Linked DNA regions of Homo sapiens: all the other regions are linked to region 3. A link is an interaction called in ENCODE POLR2A ChIA-PET data of the cell type or tissue named here. Cell type or tissue: PC-9. All regions are shown on one strand. Each heading gives the region's core, and the rest is flanking DNA. Links, peaks and the distances in the headings are about the cores only. Region 1 holds the start of MIR1301 (microRNA 1301). Region 2 overlaps DNMT3A (DNA methyltransferase 3 alpha). Region 3 overlaps DTNB (dystrobrevin beta).

Region 1 (6,194 bases), core at 1,981-4,480, 180 kb before region 3:
CTTACGCCACTGAACTGACAGTGGAAAAAAGGAGTTATGCCACTGTCTGGAGTGATTGATCCTAGTTACCAAGGAGAAAACTGGATTGCTGATCAGCCACAGAGCCAAGCAAGACTGTGTCTGGAACCCAGCGAATTCTCTCAGGCACCTCTTAAGAACGTCCATGCCCAAAGGAAGGCTGAATGGAAAGTTATGGTAACAACAACAAAAGCGGGATAACTAAGGATTCAGGTCCTTTGGGAATGAGGGTTTGGGTTACTCCACCAAGTAAAAGAAGCATGACCTGCTAAGGCTCTGGCTGAGTGTGGAGGAAACACAGAATGGGATAAGAAGACAATGAAGCCAGGTAGCAAGTGTAAAGTGTAGCCTTGTGAACAAATGCAGAAACCAGGCCTCTAGTGGTTTTGCACATTTTCTATTAACTTGATATATATGTGTGTGTGTGTGTGTGTGTGTGTGTGTGTGTGTGTGTGTGTGGTGTGTTTGCAATATGGTAACCATTTTCTTCTTTTTTTCTCCTTCCCATTCTTTTCTATACAAGTTGTTGACAGTTAGCTTTATAATGTAGTCTTTAGGTAACAGAATATTCAGTGAGACTGTGACTGACTTTGAGAAGTTATTGTAGCCAGGGATTGGTAGAATGATGGTTGGGGCTCTCTGGGCAAAAGGGTGAGAATTTCATAAGAAGGATAACTATCTTGATAGGTAGACATCCAGTTGTTTGTTTTTGTATGGGAGTTCAGATGTTGTAGAAAGGTGCAAATGGAAGCTGTGCAGCCAAAGGGGTAAACTGTGCCAGTTATCAGTTTATTCGCCCATCATTGCCTGTGCTGTGAAGATGGAGCTGGGCCCTTTAACTACTTTTCCTTTGTCAGCTGGCACAACTGTGGAGGGCACTGAAGAGGCATTGAAGGAGGAGGTGGGTTTCCTTTCTAGACCCAGTGTGCTCTTGTTGGGTTCCTGCATTGTATACAACTTCTCTAGCAGCCAGATCTTGCTGCATGGGCGCTTCCCAGCATCAGGGTCTTGCCAGATATGAAGCTTCCCAGCACCCAGCTCCTGTGCTGCTGCAGCTTCTCCAGCATGCAGCTTTCCAGTGCCCAGCTCCTGCAGGAGTGCCAGGCTGTTGCAATGCAGACAGCTTCTCCAGCACCTGGCTCCAGCAACACGTCAGTCAGGAGTACCCAACAGCCAGGAGCTTCTCCCAGCACTCCCCTGGGAAAACGTAGCAGCGGTGTGCTTCCAGCAAGATACCTCCCACAAACAACTTTCCTTGGGACCCAAAAAGATGGATTTCCAGTAAATTCCAGAGGGTGGATTTCCAGCAAGTTCTGCCAACATGGCATTACAGAGACGTTGCCATCCAGGGAGCCATCGCCACACCCTCTCCATCAAGGTGTGGATCTCAACCCTGCGGGGCCTCTTCCTTGGGCACTCTGTGGCAACCCTAGAGGTAGGGGCTGTTCTCATATCTATTATTTTTGTATTCTTTGGAGTTATTTTTACTTCTTACTAGCCAATTCCTCATTATTCCAATCCAATTAGAGTTAATAATTCGTTATGTGAAACTTTCCTTGTTCCAATCACCATGTGGTTTCTGTCTTCTGAATGGACCCTGACTGATACAGTCACCCGCGGCCCCAAAGGGCTTTTTTCCATCCTCATGGCCCTTGAGCTCAATTCAACATCCTGGCCAGCTAATCACTCCCTGCTTCAAGCACTCACTCAACAGCCATTTCTTGAGTGCCATTGTGGAGCCGGGCCCTGGAGTGAAAGGAGACCCCTGCTTCTGGAGCTCACCAGCAACTGCCTTCTGTGTGTTCTCTCCCAGCCATGACTCCATCTGGCTCCTTGCTTCTGGGTCTCCAGCCTCAGATTCTGCAGCTTTGTCTCTGGGGCTGTCCGGGAGTCTTGATCCCACTTCTGCACGGTGGGTGCTCCTCAAAGGTCATGTTCTACCTTCAGCTTCTCTCTAAATGCTCTTCCTCTAAGACACCTGGGCATAAGTTAACATACGCCTCCTACTGCCAGGGGCTCCAGCTCTATTTATTTTCATCCCAACTGGATGACTTGCAGTCCCTAAAATCCTACTCTTCCAGAACATGCTTCTTTCAGAGCCGGCTCTATTTTCTGGTTTTTCCCTCTATGTGGAAGTAACATTCCCCTCCCTTCAGCTGCCTAAGTCCCAAACCCTGGAGAAAACTCAGGTCCCACCTTTCCCCTGGGTCCTCACATCCAGCAGGTACCTGGTCCTTGGGCTTCTCTCGTCCCCCTATTCCCTCCAGGCCCTTTGTACCTCTTGTGTCTGTGGCACAATAACCTGGTAGATGCCCTGGAGCGGGTCCACCTGCCTCTGGCATCTCTACCTCCCACCCCACCCTATCAGCAAGGATTGCCCACACATGGCTCCCTCTATGAAAACCTATGACACCTCATGACAATTTTAAAAAGTTGATTGTGAATGTACTAAAACCATCGAACTGTACACTTATATGGGTGAACTGTATGGAATGTGAATTATATCTTAAAGCTATTATTTTTAAAAATCCGGTGATGCCAAAGATTTGCACACGTGGTAAAATATACGCTCTGGCCTGGTCTCACCAGGGCTGGCTACAACGCAGCCTCCGCCCACTGCTCTGGCCGTGCCCCCACCTCTCCCAGCTGCATCATTCCAGGCCCGGCTGCTGTCCCGGAATGACACCCCTGGCTCCCACCCTCTCCCACAGGGCCCACTCAGCTCCTCTCTCCCAGTCCTTCAACCCAACATCTCTCCTCCCCCAAAACACCGTCCCCTTCTCCTCGACCACCCACCCAGGGGTCATTGAGTGTTCCATGCGTATATAGATGTGTCTGATTTCTCAAAGAGACGAGGTCAGAGTTCATGCGTTGTATCTTGCTGCCCGTCCCCCCCGCCCACAGCTTGTCCCCCGCAACCCCGTTCCGGGTGACCCTGGAGGCAGAGAGGACTGTGTGAAGTCACTCCCAGGCAGCTGCAACATCCCCAGCACAGTGCTGCGGTGCCTAGAGCGACCCCCCACAATCCCCATTCTAGGGGTCGCTTGGCAGAGCCCCCAAGGCACTGCGTCAGTGGAAAGGCTGTTTGCAGGAGCTCCGAGGGCAGAACATACACCTGCTGTGGGTCTGCAGGCTCACCTGCCCCAGATCCCCAAGGTGAAGGGGTTGGTGAGGGCCTAGGCTATCAGTGAACCACAGGAATCAGGGGGGCTGAGTCCTTGTCTGGCCTGTGACCACCCTCTCCCCACACCGTCCATGGCCACAGTCCCCCAACCCCACTTCCTAAACCAGCTCCCTCTTGGGTCAAAACCAGGAGGTCCCCCAAAGGGTCTTCAGGGCTTGGGAGCGGCTGTTGGAGCTCGTCCCCCACCACCCCAACCAATTCAGCAGGAAGGGAGCTCGCTGCTCTCAGATTTCCCACAGGGCCGCCTTTCTCCTCATCGTCTGTCCCAACAAAAACAAACCATTTGTGGAGGGGGCCGAGGGAGGGAGAAGAGCCCAGGGTTCTGAGCAGCACATCTCAGAACCATGGGCCCTGCCTCCAGCAGTCCCTGCCTCAAACCCTGGCTCTGTCACTGAGAGATTCGGGCCTCAGTTTCCCAAGTTGTAAAGCGGGGTGAGAAAGAGTCCCTATTTCATAAGTCTATTTTAAGATAGGAGGGAATCTGAGTCAAGTGTTTAACATAGGGCCTGGCACGTGGCAGGTACTCAATAAATGATCATTTAAAAATTATTATGTGCTTGATCAGAAAGAAAGGCAAGCCATATGTTCTTAGGAAACCTAGACTCTGGCTTCAGACCACACTTCAGAGTGGCTTGTGCTCACTCCTAGGAACGGCTGCTGTGCCAGGCTCCCCCTCCCAGCTGATGCCCCTAAGTCTCCAGCCCAGGCCCCGTGCCACTAGAATGGGGAATGTATTTACCAGAGAATGTCTACCTGCCACTGTGGCCTCAGGAGTCTCTCACAGTCATGCAGACCCCACACACACACACACACACACACACACACACACACACACAGACACACAGATACAAACACACATAGATGCACACACAGAGATATACCTAGACAAATGCAGAGATGACCCAGGCGCACAGGTTCACACACGCACACAGCCCCCCTCATGCTGCACACGCTGGGGCACCTGGAGCCAGAGGATGCTGGGCGGGCCTTCCGACACAGGCACACGCGTTGCACATTTCACCTACTGTATGGGCCAAAGAGGCATTTGGAAACCAGCTTGGGAACCTCATAACCATTCATAACATTGTTCTGAGAGAAAACACAAAACATTGCCCTATAAACAAACATTTGCAATAGAATTCCTCCAAAAGCTTGGAAATGCCTGTACTAGAAAACTAACAGAGCAAGAAGAGAAAAACCACATAAACTTGGTTTGCCTCTGCAAAATTAATACCAATTACAAAAACATTTATGTGAACTGCTTACCATTTACACCTAATTACCATGCAGCACAATTATGCATATCATTAAGGGTATGCCAGATTAATTATGCTGTACATTTCATTTGATTACAACGCCACACCCTGAGTTCATGTATGCCCCACTTCCAGGGGGCCAGTCCTGCAGCATGGCTGCTTGCACAGGTCTGCACAAACCAGAGAAACGTGGATTTCCACACTCGGATGGACCGCAGCCCCCACCCCACCCCCAGCCAGAGACAGCCCGACTCCCACCCGGCCTTCTTGGCAGCATCAACAAGAGCCCCGCTGCGAAGCCATCTTCCCAGCAGATCCTCCAGAATGCAGAGATGCTTCAAAGGTCTCCCCAGGGGTGTGGCTGCATGTCACAAGGCCACCATACAGCCCAAGGGCCATCATGTACGGCCCTCACAGAGGAAGCGGCCCTCTCTGCCATCTCCTGAGGTCTGGCTCGGAAAGCAGGGCAGCCTAGCCCATGTCCAGGCCAAGTCCTTCCCAAGCTCATCTCCCAGACCCACCAGGGCTCTGTGCCCCTATCCCCTGGCACACTGAGCCAGCTACAGGGCAAGGTCCCAGCTGTGGTCCCACTGGGTCCTGCAACATCCCCCCTGTCCCCCATGCCCTCTGCTCTCCCGGACAGCTCTGCACAGACCCTCCCTCCCCTTATTAAAAAGAAAACAGGAACTGACCCCCAATAACTCCCATTTAGCTCAGTAGATGCTCTTCAAATACACTGGGTGAACCAGGTTTGCAGGGAATAATTGGGAACAAGAGAGTCAATAGAACATGACGAATGGACCTTCCCAGGAAGGGGGAACTCAAAACTTGGAGTTTTGGAGGGAACAGGAGGAAACAGGCTTCTTGGGAGGCAAAGAACCAGAGGAAGTGCAGAAGCGAGGGAGGGAAGGAAAAAATATCCAGGTTTAGTCCAAGAAGCAATGCTCAAAACAAACAACACCAGCCTGTGAAGTTATGTCCATTTTACAGATGGTAAAACTGAGCCTAAGAAAGGTTGAGTGATCTTCCAATGACACGCAGCAAGGAGGTGGCAGGGGTGAGGTGAAACCATCATCTGTCCAGTCCCCAGCCTGGTGGCCCCAGCACGATGCCACACTGCTCCTGGCCTCTATCTAAATTCAATGATGCTGACATGGCTCACGTCATTTTTTGAGAAATTCTTTGGAAATAGCCTTCCACATTATCCTTCACATAACACACATAAGCCTCCTTTCTATTTTAGAGGAACAGTTTTTGCTTCTTTTCTGTTTGCTTTCCAAAAATGCTGTCCCCAGCTTGTCCCTCCTATCTCTCTCCGCAGACCTGCCTCTGAATGGAGAGTGACGGAAAGGCTGGACAGCTTGACATCAACTTCCAGCCCACCCAAAGATTCTCAGACGGTGATGATGCTCGCCGCAGGTCCTGGGTGGAGGGCCAGGGTCTAGGCCTTGCAGCTCATCTTTTGGGGAAATCACTGTGAAGTAGAGGCGCTAACTCATCAGCATTCCCAATGCAAGGGTGCGAGCACCTTCCTCAAAATCTTCCTTCAAACATCTGCAGGGGTCGTACCAGTTACAGACTGAAATGCACCTGCCTTTCTCATCCATCGCACAAGGCACCCCGCCTCCAGGCCTTATGACTCAGGCTCCAGCCTCCTTCTGCAAGCCTGGCCTGGCTCAGCCTCCCCCTGGGGAAATCCCACCCGCCCTCAAGCCCCAGCTACAACCCAGCTCCAT
Region 2 (5,849 bases), core at 3,350-5,849, 280 kb before region 3:
ATATGCACACTTGGCCTCTTCACCAGCCAGCTCCCAGGCAGCCTCTTGTCTCCCTCTCTCCTCCATTCCACTCGAGACCCACTGTGCTGACCCGGCAAGCCTGGGCCCGGTGCGCAGCATCTCCACCACACCCAGGCAGACACAGGGCTGGAGCTGCCCACTGAGGCGGTCTCAGGGACTGCGGACCTGTCACTTCACAACTACCTTGACTCAGCCCAGCCCTGACCCTTCTCCTGTCTCTCCTTACCCCTCTGCCACCAAATGACGCCTTGCTTAAACTCAGGACTGTCACAGGATCATTATTATTATTATTATTATTATTATTATTATTATTATTATTATTATTTTTTTTTTTGAGACAGAGTTTTTCTCTGTGGTCCAGGCTGGAGTGCAGTGGCGCCATCTTGGTTCACTGCAAACTCCCCCTCCCAGGTTCAAGTGATTCTCTGCCTGAGCCTCCCAAATAGCTGGGATTACAGGCACACACCACCACGCCCAGCTAATTTTTTGTAATTTTAGTAGAGACGGGGTTTTGCCATGTTGCCCAGGCTGGTCTCAAACTCCTGAGCTCAGGCAATCTGCTTGCCTCGGCCTCCCAAAGTGCTGGCATTACAGGTGTGAGCCACTGCACTCGGCCTGTCACAGAATGGTATTTATTAACCAAATGGCTCCAGTAGCTCCCTCTGTCCCGTAAGTTCTTGCCAGACCTCCCACTCCCAGCTCTGATGACACTGGGACAATCAGGCATGGCTTCCAGAGCTAAAGGGCACCAATGCCCACCTCTCCCAGCCCTCCCATCTCTCTTTGGAGCTAAGTCTTGAAGATTCAGTCCGAGTTCCATCTCCTACCAGGATTCCTCCAGATAAGCTAATTTTCAAAATTCAGTGGCCAGATGAAATTGCTTATACCTCTTGCTTCTTGCTAATTTCTAGACTCTCAAAAAGAAAAAAAAATCTTGGGTCTTGACTTCCCCACTGAGATGAACACATTTCTGAATTGGTCCAACTAAGAACCAGGTTTGCTTCTTTCTGAACTGACAGCCTGAGAGCTGAAGAACCAGGCAAATGTGTGAGGAGCCAACCAAAATGTGCAGCTACTTTGCTCCAATAAGTTTTATTTCTGGGAATCCATTTTAAGGAAAAAATACAAAATATGGACAGAAAAAAGCCAAAACATAAAGATGTTTACAGAAGCTCTATTTGTAGCTAAAATAAAAAAATAGAAACAAATATCCAACAAGAAAGTGCCACGAAGCCATTTAAAAAAAAAATTCCAGCCAGGCACAGTGGCTCACGCCTGTAATCCTAGCACTTTGGGAGGCCGAGGCAGGTGGATCATGAGGTCAGGAGATCGAGACCATCCTGGCTAACACGGTGAAACCCCGTCTCTACTAAAAATACAAAAAAAAATTAGCCGGGCATGGTGGCGGGCGCCTGTAGTCCCAGCTACTCGGGAGGCTGAGGCAGAATGGCGTAAACCCAGGAGGTGGAGCTTGCAGTGAGCTGAGATTGTGCCACTGCACTCCAGCCTGGGCGACAGAGCGAGACTCTGTCTCACGGAAAAAAAAAAAAAAATTCCACTACTAAAGAACTCATCCATGTAACCAAACCACCTGTACCCCAAAAACTATTGAAATAAAAATAATTCTACATCAACACTGAAAAATACTAAGAAAAAGTACAAGTTAAATGTATAGTTACAACTTTGTGAAAAAAGAAAGACGTGCCCATGAGGAAAAAACCTGTTAGTTTAGTAGGGTTGTCCCCTTTTCCTCAAACGTTCCCCTTATAATTTCTTTCAATACTTCCAGTGAAGTGGTACAGTCCTAAACCTCCCTGAAACCTAATGTAAGAGAGAAACCTTGAGTAACCCTTCCTCTTTTTTTTATTTTTTATTTTGAGACAGAGTCTCACTCTGTCACCCAGGCTGCAGTGCAGTGGCACAATCTTAGCTCACTGCAATCTCCACCTCCCGGTTTCAAGCAATTCTCCTGCCTCAGCCTCCAGAGTAGCTGGGATTACAGGTGCCCACCACCATGCCTGGACAATTTTTGTATTTTTAGTAGAGAGAGGGTTTCACCATGTTGGCCAGGCTGGTCTCGAACTCCTGACCTCAAGTGATCCACCTCCCTCGGCCTCCCAGTGTGCTGGCATTACAGGCGTGAGCCACCATGCCCAGCCAAGTAACCCTTCTTTAAGAGAAGCAAGCACTGGCTAGACCTGCTAGGCACTTAGAAGATGAAACTGAAACACAGATGCTTGAGGTCTTAGAGTTGAGATGTGGTATGAATCATCCCAGTTCTTGCATTTATTCAGATGGTCACATTTATTTATTTATTTATTTGATACAGTCTCGCTCTGTATCCAGCCCACACTGGAGTGCAGTGGCGCAATGAGAGCTCGCTGCAACCTCCACCTCCCAGGTTCAAGCAATTCTCCTACCTCAACTTCCCAAGTAGCTGGGATTACAAGCGTGCACCACCACACCCGGCTAATCTTTGTATTTTTAGTAGAGATGCGGTTTCAGCATGTTGGCCAGGCTGATCTTGAACCCCCAACCTCAGGTGATCCATCCACCTCAGCCTCCCAAAGTGCTGGGAATACAGGCATGAGCCACTGCGCCCAGCCAGATGGTCACTTTAGATAGGTGGGGACAGAGAACTAGTGATTATTGAGTCATGCAGACAAAGGGAACACTGGGTGAAGGGCTCTGCAGACCATGAGGCACTGTCCACTTGCAAGACAGCTCTGGGGAGGGCCATACAGTGAGAGGAACTCAGACTTGGGGTCTGAAGGGAAAACTGGGGGTATCCCTGAGTGGCTGTCACTGCACTCAAGGTGGCCCTTGCATTGTTGGCTGGAGCAGGGAAAGGGACCTCCCTCCCCTTATGCTGAGCTGACACTGGCTTCCCCCACACCATTCCACCTGCCTGTGGAACACCTGGAAAGACCCCGGCCCTTTGGGCTCGCCCTGTCCGTGTTTACAAACATTGGCCTACCAATTCCTGCTTTTTCTAGGACAAATGCCCCGATTTGTTCTGGGGCCCCTTGACATTCCCGACCATCTACCACTCTGGATGCTCGCTTGTTGCCAAAACCCTGTTTAGAGTTTGAGTACCTAGGTTCAAAAATCCTCCTCGCGCCGTGTCTGACCAAGGCATTGGCATAAGGCGCGCTCTTCTCCCTGCTCTGGTATGAAAACTTCTGTTGCTCAGCCCAGAGCTGAATTTGCTTTCCCAGCAACCCTGTCTCACCATAACTTATTTTTCAGCTTCCAGTCAACCAAACTCTTTCCTGCACCCAGGGGACAGCTCCCATTTACTAATTTGATGCTCACACAGGTGACGTTTTTTAGGGAGGCCCTACATCATCTGGGCCCGACGCTAGCACCTCCCCGCTTAGGTACTTGAGCCCCCTGGAGGAGGCTGTGAACAGTCATGGCAGGGAAAGGAGACGCAAGACAAAACGACATTATTACGGTGCTTTTCCATTTTTCTTTTTGCACAAAAACAGTCCATTTATTCAAGTGTTCTCCAGCACAAGTACATTAGAAAGGAGCTTTATTATATTCTTCTGGGCACAAAAAAAAATGTGATGAAGGCGGAACTGACAGACTTTCTACATCTGTTGTACGCATTGACCTCTTTAATTATTTCATAAACAGCTATGTCACGAGCATCACTTACACAGAGATACAACAGGACACCAGGCGGGTGGGGCAGGGACCCCTCGGGCCCCCACTCGCCCTTCCCTGAATGTCCTAGAACCAGACTGTGAAATGTACATTATTATTGTCAATAAATAGAGAAGCAACCCTAAAAAAAAAAAAAAAAAAAAAAAAAAAAAAAAAAAAAAAAAAAAAAAAAAAATACAGTGGTGAAAGGATGCTGGAACCAGGAAAAAAAAATAATAATAATAAAGGAGAAAAGAGGAACTTAAGAGAAAGGAAAGAGGGCTGGGGAGGGAAGAGTCTGGGAAGTCCTGCATTTAGCTGCGTGGAATGTGGAGTAAAAGTGCTCTGCCACCGGGGTCAAAGCGAAATCGTCTGTAACAGTAAAAGTTATTACCAAATCAGCTACGGAGTTTATTCTTCAGTATGAATACATGATTTCCCACAAATAAGTAAGCACCCGCTACTTCAATGCCTCAGCTAAAACACATGAAATCGCTCATTTAGTTTTCAAGTACAAAGTTAAAATGCCTTTTTAATAATAATATATCAGAGTAAAATAATAGTCTCTTTTAAACTCCACTACAAGAAAACAAAACAAACAGTCATTGTCCAGACAGCAGACTTAATTTAACAATATATATTTTTAATAAAATGTTTTAGCACCTTGGTGAGTCACCTCCTCCCTCTGCGTATTCTAAGGAATTTCAGCATTTTTGTTGTCTGTTGAATTCTAGGGCTGTGCAACCAAATCGGTCTGTGAAGTGAAATGGGACTAGGGGATGCTTTAGACCGCTGCTCATGTTCTCAGGCACAGGGTTGGAGGCCGCTAGGCTGGGGCTGAGGGAGCCGCCCTCCTCACCCCCCAGTGGAGCTGAGCCAGGGAGCTTTCCAGTTACGGGAGTTTCGGGAGTCCCAGGCCCTCTGGTGGGGGAAGTGAGTAAGTCACCACCAGCAAAGGGATCTTGTGTCCTTGTCCTCCCTGCTCCTTGCTTGTTTCTCCCTCCCCCAAAACTCTGCTGCCTCGGGTCAGAGACAGGTCACCCACCAAAGGCCCACCTTAGCTGGGTCTCGGAAACACAGAGGCAAGGTTCCCCAACTCGATCCTCAAAGACCCTGGCCTGCCTTTACCAAAACGTAAAGATTCCAGAGCTCACACTACAACAGCAGAGTCCATCCTCTCACCCCTTCCCTCTCCTCCCGGTCCTCCTGACCCCAGCACAGGGCCTGGTAAGGAGGCGGCTGACACTTTCCTTAATCCTGGCTCAGCAGGGCATGGCCAGAAGGGCCATCCCAGCTCCAGACCATTCCTCCACTACACCTTTTCCACCCCCGGGATTGGGAGCGGGGAGGTTTCAGCTGCTCCCTGGCAAACAGGCAGGACTCCCAGAGGACAACTCCAGGGTCGCTCTCTAGTCTCCAGCACTGAGAGCAGGCAGCGTGGAGAATACGCAATGACAAACTCAGATTACTCACCTCCCGGGACCAAAACAGGGGCCTGGCTAGAAACTCGGTTCCCACCAGAATGTTGGCTCTGCCGTGCTCCCGACCAAAGGAAGCAAGCAGCCCTCTTCAGGGCACAGTGCCAGGCAGCACCCCCTCCCTGCCCTGGCCCTAACCCACAGCTTGAGGGGGATCCTAAAAGCAACAGCTCTGAAAGACACTTGGGGCCACTGCAACTCCGCACCAAGCAGAGTAGCAACAGGAATTCAAAACTGCCTCCCAAATGTACTCTATTTATATAAGCAAAACTATGAAATGAATGACTGCAGTTTTCCTATAAGAACATCTCCCAGATGGCTCTGCTGAAATATTCCTTCTACTGCTGGAGAAGGTGGGTGTTCCCATCTAGGCTTCCCCAGAGTCGCCATGGCCTGGTGGCCAATTATCGGGAAGCAAGGGGAGCTGGGCCCTGTGAGACCCCTTTGGTGTCAGCCTTCCTTCCTGCTGGGGTGCCTGTCCCAATCCACACTCCTGCAATGCGCCAAAAATCACACAGGCATCTCTACCAGTCAATCACACCCAGGCCTGTTTCAAAAGCTAACAGGTCCCGGGTGCTCTCTTGGAAAGTTTGCTTTCCAATAGGATGTTCAATAGCAAGAAGTCTCTGGGGCCTAGAGACAAAAGGACAGCAACAGATTCATGTCATCATCTATGGACTGCAGACCCCTGCTAGTGCC
Region 3 (6,194 bases), core at 1,444-3,943:
TTAATTAAGATTTGTTGACCACTGCTATGAACTTGGGACAATTTCCATTCATTATCTTTTGGCCTTACCAAGAATTTTTTTTATTTTGTCCTTCTGGAATTCCAATTATCTGTAGGTTTATAATCTCTAAATCTAATCTGATATTTACCTTATCTAATTGAGGTTTCTATTTTTTTTTTAATTCCTAGTTTTATTTGATTCCTTTTCAGATTTTCTGGTAATTTTTATATTCTTTTGTTTCTCCATACTTTATACTTTTAACATACTCCTTTTTTAAAAAAATATTTACTTTATATGCTGTATTTGATAGTTCACACTCTTTGTAGGACTTTAATGTATTGTTCCTGTTAATTCTTACACAGGCCAGCTTATTTTTTTCTTACGTGAGTTCAAGTTCCTTGGAACTTATCTGTGGAGATTACTCAAGGCTGAGGTTTTTAAGTGCCTTTCTTCTTCTTTTTTTTTTTTGAGATGGAGTCTCGCTCTATTGCCCAGAATGGAGTACAGTGATGCGATCTCGGCTCACTGCAACCTCCACCTCCCAGATTCAAGCAATTCTCCTGCCTCAGCCTCCCATGTAGCTGGGATTACAGGCACCCGCCACCACACCCAGCTAATTTTTGTATTTTTAGTAAAGACAGGGTTTCACCATGTTGGCCAGGCTGGTCTCGAACTCCTGACCTCAAGTGATCTGCCTGCCTTGGCCTCCCAAAGTGCTGGGATTACAGGCGTGAGCCACCACGCCCAGCTTAAGTGCCTTTCTACAAAGAGAATTTATGTTTGCTTCTGACAGGTTTCTGGGAGCACCACCCAAATAGAGAAGCTTTAAATTTAATTAAATTCCTGAGTTGGGATTTGGGGGCTAAAAATATGGTATAAATTCTGGTTTCAAACCCATGTGAAAGTGGGCCTGTGGTTAGGAATTTCTCTTTTAGGCCTTTGTTCTTTGTAATTATAAATTATAACATGCTTCTACGCTGATTTTCTCAAAGGGGCAGGAATAAAATGTTTATGTTTCCTACCTGACAACTTGGTAAATGTGAGAGGGAATTTGAGGTGATCAGCTTATAAATTAGAGTGCCCACACAACCAGATGAACAATACATATTAATGTCCTAAACCTATATGGAAACACAAAAGATTTTCTTAAAAGGTATTCTTTTGTTCAGCATCGTACCATTTATTTGTATTTATTCACTTCATTTATGTGAGAAATGCATAGATTATGTCAATATAAATCAGTTTCATACCCTAAATTCACGTTGGTTCAAATTTAAGGTTACTTTTTTTTTGAGATGGAGTTTCGTTCTTGCTGGCCAGGCTGGAGTGCAATGCGCGATCTTGACTCACTGCAACCTCCACCTCCTGGGTTAAAACGATACTCCTATATCAGCCTCCCAAGTAGCTGGGATTACAGGCGCCTACCACCATGCCCAGCTAATTTTTCTATTTTTAGTAGAGATGGGGTTTCATCATATTGGTCAGGCTGGTCTCGAACTCCTGACCTCAGGTGATCCACCTGCCTCGGCCTCCCAAAGTGCTGGGATTAGAGGCGTGAGCCACCGCGCCCAATCGGGTTACTTTTTTAATGCTTCCATATGGAACTGATACTTCATACAGTATCAGTTTTAGATTTTAAGCTTTCAATAGGGCTGAGCTCACTCAGATAACATCAGTAGCAGTTTAATCAATTTCTCAAAATGAAGACTTTAAAAATTCATCTCAATAAACTCTATGGAGAAGCTCTTCACAAGAATGTTTTCCTTGTGATAAACTGGACACAGGAAATGAGTGAAAAATAACAGCTGGATTTATATAGAATTAAACATGAGGTGGTCACAGCTTAGAAGAAATAACTAAAGGGAAAAAAGAAGTCCCTTAAATTCCAAAACAATTCTATTTAAAAAAGTGAAAAACCAAGGATGTAGATTATTCAATACAATTTAACTGAACATTTCTTTAAATTCATGCTTGGAGCCAAAGTCTCCAGTTTTACCCTTAGGATTATTCCATTAACATGATCCAAAGGGGAAAAAGCGAGACAAAAGAAAAGGGCCACTTTACACCAAAGGAGATGCCTTATTCCAACCTTATCTTGACTTCCAGGATTATTTCTGGTAGTAAAAGACAAACTTCTCTCCAAAAACTCATAAAAAATACAGATTTTTACAGTTTGAGTAACTACTCTTTGGTTGCCTTCCAAAGCGTCAGTAGGACCAGCAAAAGCATACCAAATCAACAAGCAAGGTCCTATAATGTGACCTTGAACAGAGGGACTACAAGAAAGTTGCTGAATTTAACCTAATTCAACTAGAATTTACAATTGTGCTCCATCCTCTAGAAACACAAATCAGTATAAAGTTCAGTCCCACAAACACATGGAATCTGCCAGGCACTAAAGATGTACAATCCCAGCCCTTAAAAAGTTGAAGGTGCAAAGAAAGTGCTTACAATCTTCAAGAAGTCCTGGTTTAATACATACTCAAGAAATCCTTAAGGAAAGAGATAGCATTTTATTGGATGATCAAATGACTGATAAAACAATAAGAGCTCAAGGAATTTAGGAATGCAAAGAAGAGATCCATATGAGTTAGCTACTTGGAGGGTTTAAGGAAGGTTGCATGGACATACCAGGATTTAAACTGGACTCCAGGATATAGAAAACCTGTAAATCTGAAAGAGACAAGTAGGACATTCAGGAAAGCAGGTAGCCGGGCTGGGACATCATGAGCTAGCTTGGTGGAAAGGGCAATAAAGTTTTAAAGGGTAGGAAGGCAGCAGGTCTGGCAGAGCAGAGGCTTTGTCCTCCATAAATTAGTAGTAGAAGATAAGATTCCAAAAGTAAGGTGGGTCCCGATTACACAGGCCTTGAATTCCAGCACGAGGAGTGCCTCCTTCATTCTACAGGCAGTGAGGTTTTGTAGATTTTTAAATAGGGAAGTAATATGACAAAGGCAGTGACTCAAGAAGATTAATTTGTTAGAAATATGTAGACAGATCAGAGTTTTGAGAAGAATGAAAGAGAGCTAACACAGCAGGTTCTAAACTCAGGCACCAGTCAAAAGTGGGCAATGTGAAGACTTGCAAAGGTGCGGAGAAATATTCAAATTATTCTAAATTGCAGTCAGTATACAAATCCTATTAAGAAATTCCATTCAAATGAAATACAATCCTGAGGCTCAATGTCTGCATGAAATTATATTACAGGTATAACTTAGGTTTAGATAGGGAAGAAATAAATGTCAAAGAGAAGCAAATTTCTCCAATACTATGAATGATTACTTTTTAAGGATTTTTAAAACAATCATAATGAACTAGAGAACCATTGCTTTCAACTTCAATTTTTGAATTATTGGTCTAGCACTGTAAAAACACAGGAAATAGGTCGGGCTTGGTGGCTCACGCCTGTAATCCTAGCACTTTGGGAGGCCGAGGCAGGCGATCACTTGGGGTCGGCAGTTTGAAACTAGCCGGCCAACATGGTGAAACCCCGTCTCTACTAAAAATACAAAAAAATTAGCTGGGCATGGCTGCGGGTGTCCGTAGTCCTAGCTACTTGGAAGGCTGAGGCAGGAGAACTGCTTGAACCCAGGAGGTGGAGGTTGCAGTAACCCGAGATCACACCACTGCACTTCATCCAGCCTGGGTGACAGAGCAAAACTCCATCTCAAAGAAAAAACAAAACAAAACAACCAAAAAAAAAAAAAAAACCCCACAAGAAATAAAGCCTGCCTCATTCTGACACACTGATATCATTTAATAACCTGAATGCCTCATGAATATCACTACTATTAGTAAGTCATGAACACATATAGATACACATGCAGTTATGCATTCTGTAAGTATTTAAGATCTACTATCTGCCAGACCCACGCCAGATAGGGAGATAGAGCAGGAAGTAAAATAAAGTCCTTGTCTCTGGCAGTAAAATGAGTTTGGTGGGGAAAAAAAAAAAAAAAGCCTTGCTTTCAAAGAACTTACAGTCTAATAGGGTAGAGATTATAAACAAATACAAAAATGAATTTTTAAAATGTCATATAATGGCAAGTGTCATGCAGAAACTGAAACAAGGTAAGAGGAAACAGAGTGACTGATGGTGCTATTTTAGATAAAAAAGTTACAGAAAGTATCTCTGAGAAGCTAACATTTAAGGAGAGATCTGAATAACATAAACAAATAAGCCATGTGAGTATGAGGATGAGGGGCACATCAGGCAAAGGAACCAGTAGTTGCAAAGGCCCTGAGGTGGACGCACACTTGGTATTTGCAAGGAACAAAACCAGAATAACAAAGGAGGATAGAGCAATGGGAAAGTGGCAGGAAATAAAGTTAGAGAGGTTGCCAGGAACCAGATTTTATGGGGCCTTGTAGACCATTGTATAGACTTCGGCTTTTAAGTGTAAGGGGAAGTCACTGAAGGGATAAAAGCCCCCCCACCCCCCACAAAAACAAAAAAAGACATGTGCTGGGTTATGTCATAGGACAAATATATTGTAGTGCTAAACGAATTTACTAGATCTGAATTTTCATCTCTGAATTTTCTTTGCATACATCTAACACCCTTTTAGGAACAGATGATTTGTATTGTAAGTTCACATAAAAAGAAACATCTTTGAAAAAAATCTTTTTTTTTTTTTTTTTTTTTGGTGGGGACAGAGTCTTGCTCTGTCACCCACGCTGGAGTGCAGTGGCTCTCGGCTACTGAAACCTCCACCTCCCGAATTCAAGCGATTCTTGTGCCTCAGCCTCCTGAGTAGCTGGGATTGCAGGCCCCACCTCCACGCCTGGCTAATTTTTGTATTTTTAGTAGAGATGAGGTTTCACCGTGTTGGCCAGGCTGGTCTCCAACTCCTGACCTAAACTGATCCGCCTGCCTTGGCCTCCCAAAGTGCTGGGATTACAGGCGTGAGTCACCGCGCCCAGCTGAAAAATCTTAAAAGGATTTTTCATTGACATTATTATCATTAAGCAGGATATAAAAGTGGGTTGAATCAAAGGGAATATATCCACAGTTGTGGCTACTGCTAAGGATTTGTTATACATAGAAGATGACTGTGCCCTATACAGGACTCAATGCAAACACAGAAGGCAAGAAAAACAAAAAGCAGAACAAACACACCGAAAAAAAACAAGGGAGAAGAAAGGTAGAGTATGAGAAGGAAGAAGAGGAGAATTGCTCAACAGATTTAATAGAATCCCTATCAAAATCTTTTGTTAAAATTGACAGGTATAGACTAAAATGTGTGTGGAAATGCAAAGGATTAAAATACCCAAAACAATTTTGAAAAAGAAGAGAACTTACACTACCCAATTTCAAAACTTACTGTTAAGTTATAGTAACCAAGATCATATGGTACAGCTATAAGGACAGATACACACATAGGTCAATGGGACAGAATTGAGAAATAAACTCATATTTATAGTCGGTTGATTTTGACAAAGATGGCAAGACAACTCAATGGTGCAAGGAATGGTCTTTTCAACAACTGGTGCTTAGACAAGTGGATATCCATGCATTTATTTATTTATTTATTTATTTATTTATTTAAGACTGAGTCTTGTTCTTCTTGCTCAGGCTAGAGTGCAATGGCGCAATCTCGGCTCACTACAACCTCCCGAGCAATTCTCCTGCCTAAGCCTCCTGAGTAGCTGGGATTACAGGAGCCCGCCACCATGCCCGGCTAATTTTTTGTATTTTTAGTAGAGATGGGGTTTCACCATGTTGGCCAGGCTGGTCTCGAACTCCTGACCTCAGCTGATCCACCTGCCTCGGCCTCCCAAAGTGCTGGGATTACAGGCATGAGCCACTGCGCCTGGCTGCTTCATTTCTAAGATGTTAACAACAGGGGAAACTAAGTGCAGGGTGTACAGAAACTCTGTCCTATTTATGAAACTTCTGTAAATCTAAAACTAAAATAAAAAGTTTATGTAAATATTTTTAAGTAGGCAAAATATCTAAATAGACAATTGTACCAAAGAAGATATGTGGATGGTTAATATGTACATGATAAGGTACTCAATATCATTAGTCATTAGGGAAATACGAATTAAAACTACAGTAAGATCCTACCACTCACTAACTAGGATGGCTATAGTCCAAAGAATGACAATATACCAAGTGCTGATGAGAATGTGGAGAGACTGGAACTCTTAAGTATTGCTGGTGGGACTGTAAAATAGTCCTGTCACTTTCT

What was found. Peaks named below come from ENCODE experiments on the same cell type or tissue, not always from the same donor. Only the 100,000 strongest peaks of a DNase experiment are listed, where the experiment ranks them.
Region 1: POLR2A ChIA-PET joins it to region 3 with 7 read pairs; 7 of 35 experiments call an interaction of 5 or more read pairs at or near these places.
Region 2: POLR2A ChIA-PET joins it to region 3 with 5 read pairs; 5 of 35 experiments call an interaction of 5 or more read pairs at or near these places.

What each region holds. Positions count from the first base shown.
Region 1 is chr2:25,325,676-25,331,869 of GRCh38, forward strand. All of the region lies in intron 1 of DNMT3A (DNA methyltransferase 3 alpha), which reads right to left. MIR1301 (microRNA 1301) reads right to left here and starts at 3,046; the gene lies at 2,965-3,046. RefSeq lists enhancers at 4,350-4,850, 4,851-5,351. In PC-9, for the core only: no CTCF peak of the experiment used is centred there; no DNase peak of the experiment used is centred there.
Region 2 is chr2:25,224,385-25,230,233 of GRCh38, forward strand. It overlaps DNMT3A (DNA methyltransferase 3 alpha), which reads right to left. Exons shown (of 23, transcript NM_022552.5): 23 at 3,490-5,849. Among named protein-coding and RNA genes, the nearest start is that of LINC01381, 23 kb to the left of the region's middle. RefSeq lists enhancers at 1,873-2,002, 2,053-2,132, 2,143-2,202, 5,119-5,849. In PC-9, for the core only: CTCF peaks have their summits at 4,540 and 4,760; a DNase peak (open chromatin) is centred at 4,567.
Region 3 is chr2:25,510,058-25,516,251 of GRCh38, forward strand. All of the region lies in intron 9 of DTNB (dystrobrevin beta), which reads right to left. Among named protein-coding and RNA genes, the nearest start is that of DTNB-AS1, 92 kb to the left of the region's middle. In PC-9, for the core only: no CTCF peak of the experiment used is centred there; DNase peaks (open chromatin) are centred at 2,494, 2,904 and 3,824; H3K27ac peaks cover 2,308 bases.